Linked DNA regions of Homo sapiens: region 2 is linked to region 1. A link is a contact called in ENCODE Hi-C or POLR2A ChIA-PET data. All regions are on one chromosome and are shown on one strand. The core of a region is the stretch at or near the end of the contact, and the rest is flanking DNA. Distances in the headings are between cores, read along the strand shown.

The links. Hi-C counts contacts between places; a loop is a spot of excess contacts on that map. ChIA-PET counts read pairs that join two places held with the same protein, here RNA polymerase II (POLR2A). Pooled maps may share reads with other maps.
Region 2: a loop to region 1 is called in a map of CD8-positive, alpha-beta T cell, with 8 times the contacts of the local background. The contact joins the enhancer-like site here to the promoter of SLCO4A1-AS1 in region 1. A Hi-C loop is called at or near these places in 1 of 168 maps with a recorded cell type or tissue (CD8-positive, alpha-beta T cell) and 6 of 50 pooled maps. POLR2A ChIA-PET finds 5 or more read pairs at or near these places in 2 of 52 experiments (MCF 10A and activated CD4-positive, alpha-beta T cell).

The regions. Positions count from the first base shown.
Region 1 is chr20:62,664,645-62,668,991 of GRCh38, forward strand. SLCO4A1-AS1 (SLCO4A1 antisense RNA 1) reads right to left here and starts at 1,977. Exons shown (of 4, transcript NR_024470.1): 1 at 1,741-1,977; 2 at 1,216-1,366; 3 at 280-853. SLCO4A1 (solute carrier organic anion transporter family member 4A1) reads left to right here. Exons shown (of 12, transcript NM_016354.4): 6 at 290-444; 7 at 1,736-1,931; 8 at 3,101-3,266; 9 at 3,368-3,540; 10 at 3,833-3,897; 11 at 4,286-4,347.
Region 2 is chr20:62,899,334-62,903,641 of GRCh38, forward strand. All of the region lies in intron 6 of DIDO1 (death inducer-obliterator 1), which reads right to left. Among named protein-coding and RNA genes, the nearest start is that of SNORA117, 19 kb to the left of the region's middle. RefSeq lists enhancers at 604-1,458, 788-1,037. Within about 2 kb of position 1,603, at least 15 of the 41 ENCODE cell types and tissues checked have a DNase peak (open chromatin) inside an H3K27ac peak, as active enhancers do; they include CD8-positive, alpha-beta T cell, where a contact is called at or near this core.

The DNA.
Region 1 (4,347 bases), core at 727-3,226:
CCTGGCGCCCCCTGGGTTTCTCTGGAATAAGTGTGGGTGTCCCCCACCTGCCTGCACCCCACTCTACTCCCTGTCGGAACAGGGGCCCTTTGTAATCAGACCGGGGAGCTGACAGCCTCAGGAACAGCAGGTTCCTCCCACCCTGGGTCTGGCCCACTCTGACCCTCAGTCTCTTCTCCACACCCCGACCTCTGCCCACCACTCTGACCCTCAGTCTCTTCTCCACACCCCGACCTCTGCCCACCACTCTGACCCTCAGTCTCTTCTCCACACCCCCACCTCTGCCCAGCTCCATCTGGCTCCTGCTGAAGAACCCCACGTTCATCCTGCTCTGCCTGGCCGGGGCCACCGAGGCCACTCTCATCACCGGCATGTCCACGTTCAGCCCCAAGTTCTTGGAGTCCCAGTTCAGCCTGAGTGCCTCAGAAGCTGCCACCTTGTTTGGTGAGAAAACTGAATCTTGGGGGTCCTCTGCTTTTATGTCAGTTCTCAGAAACAGAGTCTTCAAGGGCATCTTCTAGAAAGACCCAGACAGGGCACATGGCAGTGAGTGCCCTCCCACCCCCGCTGCCAGAGCAGGTGTGGAGAGCGCCACGGGGGCTGAGCGACTCTGTCCACAGGCCGGGAGAGTGGTGGTCCTGCCCTCTTTGTGGGACATGCTCCGTAGGTGGAAGGGTCCACGGTGGGCTCCACCCCCTAGCCACCTAGTCTTGGCTTCTGTGACTTGGTGCAGGAAGGGTTTGGACCTGGCTGTTCCATGAGCCAGGCACTGGTGCCTCAGGACCTCCTGGAACAGTGCAGCTGGGGGTTTCTCGGTGCCAGAGGCAGGCTGGCCTTCCCAGGCTGGGCAGGTCTGCAGAAAGTGGGGACCCCTCCTCAGAGCTGCTCCTCCTGCCAGCGTTCACAGAGTACCCTGGGCCATGGCAGAGGTGCCAGGCATGTGGGCCACCACCGCCAATCTACCGCGCTCTACCCTTCCAGGGTCCACTATCTGGACAGGAAGAGGGCATCAGATGAGGGCTCCCCTCCCTCCCCCACAGGCCCATCCTGGCCTGGCCCCTCTGGGCTGACCTCACAAGCCCACATTCCCACACTCAACAGCCCCCCAGAGGTCAGCTCTACTGCCCCTTGGAGAGCCTCCCCACCTGTCCCCCCAAATCTGTCCCCTCCCCACCTGTCCCCCCAAACCTGTCCCCTCTCCACCTGTCCCCTCACCTGTGCCCTCCTCACTTGTCAGCCCAGAAGCTAGATGCCAGCTAATCGCAATTTTTTACTGTTGGTGGCCACTCAGGCTTCGACAAATGTCCTTGTCACAGCCTGCAGGGACTCGGCAGAGGCCCCTGGGGGAGGAGGGGGTGTGGCTGCCCTGGAGGGGGGTCAGTGGAGGAGTCATTGGCTTCCCACTGGGGCAGGGGCCGCTGACCTTGGAGCACTCTGGGCTCTCCTCCTCCCCCCGCCCCGCCCCGCCCCCCCGCTCCCCCTTCCCCTTCCCCTTCCCCTTCCCCTTCCCCTCTGAGGCATCCCCGCTGTGGGCTCTGGACAGAGGTCCCTCCTAGGGCTCTATCAGCGCAACAGCTAAGCACTCAGGTGTGGTGTTGAGTGCTGCCATGCAGGCAGGAATTGATCCCTCTATGCCTCAGTTTCCCCACCTGTAAAGTGGACCCGGCTGATCCACCACCCTCTCCCACCACGGCCCCCTGCCTGAGTCCCTGGCTGAATCCCTCCCTCTCCCCAGGGTACCTGGTGGTGCCAGCGGGTGGTGGCGGCACCTTCCTGGGCGGCTTCTTTGTGAACAAGCTCAGGCTCCGGGGCTCCGCGGTCATCAAGTTCTGCCTGTTCTGCACCGTTGTCAGCCTGCTGGGCATCCTCGTCTTCTCACTGCACTGCCCCAGTGTGCCCATGGCGGGCGTCACAGCCAGCTACGGCGGGAGGTGAGGGCCAGATGGCACCTGGGTACGCGTCGGGGCCCCAAGCACCCGCGGTCCCTGGGCATGGAGGAGGAGTGGTGCAGCACTTGGGAGAGGTGGTTTTGAAAAGGGCTACGTCACAGGACAGCGGCAAGGGCAACACCCGCTCAGCAGGGCACCCGGCAGCATCCACGTGAAAAGGCACCATGCCAGCCCCCAGCAGTGCCTGCGCTTGGGTCCCGGCTGTGCCCCCGGGCAGTCATATGCCTCTCTGGGCCTCAGCACTCTGCTCTGTAGCTGTGTCAAATGGAACAACAGCCCTAGTGTTCGGGGTCCTTGAGGCTGGTCTCTCGGTGACATAAAAAGTGTCCCAGGATGTGCTCCTGGAGTTGCCATGTGCTGGGAGTGGGAGGGACACCTGCTGGTCAGGTGGCAATTAGGGAATATCCAAAATACACGTAGGTAGCCTGCACCTCGGCCCTGCCCTGCGGGCCCCGGGAGTGCACCTGCAGGTGCCGTGCAAGGCCGAGAAGCACAAAGCAGCCGTTGTGGCATTATCGGAACCTAAGAGTCATCAGGGTGGACGGGGTCACTACGCTGTCCTCACAACAGAGGCCCTGCCCACAAAGGAGTGGAGGAAGCTCATCCTGGGCCACTGCCAAGACATACTGTGAAGTGGGAAAAAGGAAGGAGTTGGACAATGGGCGCAGTGTGCTCTGATTCAAGTGAGAAGTGCAGATGTTTGTGACTGCCGAGGGGCGTGTACGTGCAGACGACCCCTGCAAATGCACAGCCGGCCTGTGGCTGGAGAACCGAGGACTGGGGTGGGGCTGGGGCCACGAGGCTGCCTTTGTGTACTTGGCGCTTTTTCTTTCCTAATGTTTGTATTTGATCCATATGAATGTGTTGCCTGTCCAAAAACAAATGAACTAGGGAAAGGGGCTGTGCATCAGGCGGACGGTGCTGGGGGGCATGGGTGTGCCTTCCTTGCGTGAGGAGGAAAAACCATTCTATCACCAGAAGGCAGTGCCCAGTGTGAGTGCCCAGCGTGCTGGGGGCGGTGCAAGCTTGGCAAGTTTGTAGACCCGAAATGCAGGCTGCATGGGGACGAGCCCCATGGCTGACCCTGTGCCTGCTGGGCGCCAGCATGGCTCTGGCCTGGACCCTACCACTCGCTTGTCCCCCCTCTGCAGCCTCCTGCCCGAAGGCCACCTGAACCTAACGGCTCCCTGCAACGCTGCCTGCAGCTGCCAGCCAGAACACTACAGCCCTGTGTGCGGCTCGGACGGCCTCATGTACTTCTCACTGTGCCACGCAGGGTGCCCTGCAGCCACGGAGACGAATGTGGACGGCCAGAAGGTGAGTGGAGCCGCTGCCTACCGCCCCTGTCCTCCCCTGGACCCTGGGAAGGGGCCCCCGTGCCTTCCCCTTGTAATCGGAGCTATTGTTGGGCTTCCCAGGTGTACCGAGACTGTAGCTGTATCCCTCAGAATCTTTCCTCTGGTTTTGGCCATGCCACTGCAGGGAAATGCACTTCAACTTGTCAGAGAAAGCCCCTCCTTCTGGTTTTCATATTCGTTGTAATTTTCTTTACATTCCTCAGCAGCATTCCTGCACTAACGGCAACTCTACGGTAAGCTGGGGTCGGGTGTGCGCTTGTCCAGAGCTTTCCTTGCAGCACCCTGAGGCGGAGCTCTGCAGATCCTGAGACAGGAGCACTCCAGGAAACACCCAGGTCTAAGCGGGCCTGTCTGTCACTGGTGGCAGGAGAGACCTCACTGTCTCTGATCTCTGACGAGGGGCTTCCCACTTGGGGGGGGGTGATGATGTGGCTGGGGACTGGTCCAGGAGGCCACTGGCCTAGGGGGTGACTTGGCATGCAACCCCACTTCTGTGGGTGCTGACGCTGTGGTTTTCTATTGCAGATGTGTCCGTGACCCTCAGAGATCCTTTGCCCTGGGAATCCAGTGGATTGTAGTTAGAATACTAGGTACTGTGCAGTGTGAGGAAGCCATGGTCAGTTGCACAGTGTGCTCACTGCACAAGGGCATGGGCAAGTGTCTAACCACCAAGGGGATGTGCTTCCCAGCAGGAGGCTGTTCCCGCCTGGGAAGGGGTCCATTCCCTAACTGTCCACTAGAGGGGCCCATCGTCATTTATTTGCCCAAAGGCTTTCCCTGGGAGATCATGGGAAACTCGCAGCCCCAATGCCGAATGCCCAAAGAAAGGAACGTTTAAGCCCTCTTTGCACCCCCTGAGAACTCCAACGGCCAGTATCACCTTCCCAGAGCCCATCATTCCAGGCCTCTTGGCTGCCTGCCCCCTGCCTAGCCCCTACCCACCAGGAGTGTGGGTGCTGAGTGGGCTTCTCTCCGCAGGGGGCATCCCGGGGCCCATCGCCTTCGGCTGGGTGATCGACAAGGCCTGTCTGCTGTGGCAG
Region 2 (4,308 bases), core at 353-2,852, 230 kb after region 1:
GCTGTGACCTGAACGGTATCTTTAATGATGTTTAACGCTCACCTTGTTGCAAGTTAGGGTTACATGCTACCTTCAAAACCATCAACTCCATTTCTCCAGATCGTAAGTGTTGGAATGAGGCGTCCATGGCCACACTCAGATTTCTGCTCGTGTAACTACACTATTGTCTCCCTCACTTAGGGAAAACCCGAGTTGAGAGATGAGTTTTAGGGCACTCCCAGTACATGGGTTTAAAACCACCCATTACCCAAGAGTGGGGGCAGCAGATTAACGTAATTTATTTTAAAAGCAGGAAATAGCTTTCCTTAACCATTGCTATTTTAGAAAATTAACTGCTCCCTTTCTAAAGGCAACCTTTGTCATCCCTCATCTGTGCTTTAAAGAGCATGGAAATGGGCAGTCAGGTGAGTGAACGGCAGAATGTTCCAAGCCGGGCCTCTGGGAGCAGTGTCCTACAACACGCAGAAAGCCCCATTCCTGCTCTGAACGGACATGTTCTATCCAGCAACTGTTCCAGGGACCCGAGCACACACCCATTCCACTCCAGGTGGGACAGCATGGCTGGTGCTCAACTTGGGTCAGCTGCTGCTGAAATGGGGACAGAAACTTTTTAGTGGAGCTAAAATTCAATTTGCAAGTTCATCCAAATTTGCTTTGAACTATTACGTTGTGTATAACTTCAGAGAAGGGCAAGCAGCAACTCCAGGCAACCCAGGAAAAAACCCCACTGCAGAAACACAGGGCTCTGTCAGGGTACGAGCCTCCCCTACACGCTGCTGGGCCCCCTGGGGGCAGCAGTGGTGGTGACCTGGTCACACCGCACAGCACTGATGCCTGAGAGCCAGGGGTCCCCTGCCCCTCCCCACACCTCTCTGCCCCTTGGTCGCAGTGCTGTCTCCTTTAGCTCCCACATTCTGGGGGCCTGCCCAGGCCACTGGCCCAGATGAAACTGTTGCTGCCGGGTCTGGGTTTCAGCCAACTGCAGAATGAAGCAGGTCGTCGTCGTGCACAGGGATCAGCAGCACACTCTAATTGGCCAATTTCCCCCAAAGCAGAAGGCTGGCTGGCTTGGGTGCTACAGCGCCTCTGGCCACTGGGTGGCACCAGGGCCTGAGCAGAGACGGGGAGGAGAAAATCAGGCCCCCACTGGAGGATGGTGCTACTCCGCTCCTCTCTGCAGAACCCATCCAATTGCCCCAGTGGAAGTTTTAGCAGGACAGGGATTAAAATATGGGGCAAGAGACCAAGTCTGCTCAGTTCTGGACTGTCCAGAGGCCCCCATGTAGCAACCTTATGTGCTGGATGGCTCCCCACAGGGAAAGGAACTGGTTATAAAAATCACTAAAATAAACACCACACGCCCTCACGTAGGTGTTGACAATGAAGTGGCCTGCCCTGTCGCGGTACTGCTGGCTGGTTTAGGGAAGCTGGGGCACTCAGACCTCCACTGGTCTCCCACGGTGTCCTGAATCCTGCCTATCACCATCCGCTACAGCTCTAAGGGCTGTTTCTATGCTATGCACCTGAAAACAGACTCAACAGTCAGTGAAGGAACTGTGGAAGTAAATTCTGTTCACTGTGACGTCAGGCCTATTTGCAGCCCTCAGTGAGGCGTGTGTACAACAATGCAGTTTCCTGCTTTACCTGTTTCTTCACTCCAAGATTGCCCCTAGTGGGAACAATCAAGGTGGCAGCGGCAAGAGAAAATGTTCTGCTTTTGCTCCTCTCAACATGCTAGAATGTGTTCACATGAATTCGCCTTTTATAAGTAGTTACTAGTTTGCTTTCATGTTGCGGGGAAACAGTTACTTCCCAAATACAGCAGGCAGACTACATCGCAGACGCTCCTCAGAGGAGACCATCACTACAGCCAGGACGCCCTTGCAGGGTCCACAGCTAGACTGCCGTGTTTTGGAATACTCAAAGCTTTCCTTGGTCAGTTTTCTTACTAATACCCGCTACTTGAGTGCCTTCCAACTTAATGGAGAGGTGTGTAATTCTCCCTAAGAAACTCGTGTGATGAGGGCCACGTGGACAGATGGACGTTCCACTCAACTGCAATTTCAGTTGTGCCCAGCTGCACATGGTGTGTGCCTGGCTGCCAAGCCCATTTGGGAGCAGAGCTGCTGCTCTTCCCAAGATCTCCCACACGAGTAATTTAACCTTTATCTAAGTTGTTTACTACTTAAACCAACATGTTAGGGGCATGTTAAAATTAGTCCACAACCCTCCCCTGTAATCCCTCCAGTCCTAAAGGGCCATACTCAGTATAAAGCCCCTAGCTGACAGCACCAAGCAGGTCAGTTGAGGATAAAGCCAGTTACCTTAAGCTCTTCTTGCCGAACTCTTCCAGGTTTGCGGCAAATGAAAGTTGCCGCAACCTTCATTTAAATAAGTAGCAAAAATTCTTGTCAATATTCTAAGTTACTTCTCTAACTTTTAGAAGCTAAGAATATAACTATGTGTATGTTGATGTGTTAACAGAAAAAAAAAAAAAAAAACCTAGTATTATTTTACAACTTTATACAAATCTACCTGAAACTTGTGTACCACATTGGAGGAATTGTAGCAGGCGTCTTCAGAGCTGACCTCTGCACTCTGTGACACCGAGAATGCCGAGGAGGCTTTCCCGAGTATTCATCTTTAGACTATGAGTAGATCCACAGCTCCGAAAGGTCCTATGAAGGTCACTGAAGAGGTGGTGAATTCAGGGGGACCGATCCTGCTGGAAACTTCCATCCCTGCACCCCACCTGCCCAAGGTGGCTGAAGCATAAGCACAAAGGGGCACCTGAGGGATGGACAGGGGCACCACGGGACGGTGCTGATGTGGGACTTCACCGTGCAGGGTCACGGTTACGGAGGTGTGAAACCTTTCCCTGATGTAATTTTCTCAATGGCAGGCTGCTTTTTAAGTTTATAAAAAGTAAAACACTTAAAAATAACAAAAGAATGTCATTACTGACAGCCAAGAAACTTCCAGTTATATGGATAACGTAAAAAAACAACTATCAAGCTATATTCTTTCTCAGAACAAATTCTGATTTTTCTAATTGGGAGGAAGAGATTGGTGGACACGTAGAGTCTGATGACTCCCAGTCTCGTTTTATTGCCGCTGACAACTCTGGAGGAGACAGATAAAAAAAGAGCTCACGCGACCAGTGAAACAAGCCACCCTCCTCTCCCGGCTTTAAATTCCTGCAAAACACTCTTAGGTTCTAGAATCCCCCCATGTATTTTTTATTAATGAAAACTGAGACTGGGTCCTCTTAGGATTTCAGTGAAATGTGCTTCTGGAGCCCACACCATGAGTTATCCTTGTGAACGGTGTTCTCCGTCCATTTCACCCCACCAGGGCCATCTCTGTGGCAGCACGTGGGAACAAGAGGCAGTGCTTCCACCTGGGCACCATGCTTAACACAGCATCTGGATTTGGGTTTACAAACTGGCAACGTTTTCCATTTTAATTCCAACGGTTAGATGAAACGAACTGTAGAATCTGCTTTGCAGTCAAAATCTGTTCAGATCCTCAGTGTTTAAGTCACTTAATGAGCCATTTAGGGAGACAAAATACTAGAAATTGCACCTATCAAATACCATCTCAAAATTTTGAGAATTCCATCTCAAAATTCTAGTCAGTCAGGTACATCTCAGAAAAACATTTCCAACTGACTTCATGCCTCGACAATAATGGGAGGTGAACAGTGGAAATAAAGAGAAAAAAATGGAATAAGAATTTATAAAACCACAAAAGAAACATCATGATCTTTGAGAGAAGTTATGTGCACCAAATGTTTACGTAAGCTAAATAAACTGTATATATAAGAAACAATTTTTAAAAACAAATGGGAGGAACAAGGTGAGGCTGTGAAGGACCTACTGATATCTTAGCAGGGGGCACAGCCTCCTTCTAGCAATGGCAGAGTGTCTGTGCACACCAGGCCTCACCTGTTGGACAGGAACCCCCAGGTCAACCGAGTGCCATGGGAAGGACAGGAGGGTGCCTAGGTGCACTGTGGGGAGCAGCAGCGGTAGCTCCACCACGTGGGTCTTCTGATGGTATGTGTGGTGAGGCAAGTGTGAGTCAGCTCATGGGACAGACCCACACCAGCCTCTCACTTCCAAACTCACCCCCTACCAGGGAGGGCGAGCTCCGTGGCCAGCCAGGGAGGCAGGGCAGGGGCCTCAAAGGCATACAGTGGTGGCAGGCTCCCCAGTACTTGTTGAGCCTACAAAAGTGCAGAGGTGTTTAGGGGAGAGGCAGAGACATGGTAGCTGCTGTCACCAATGTCTCTAACTCTGCTCCAAT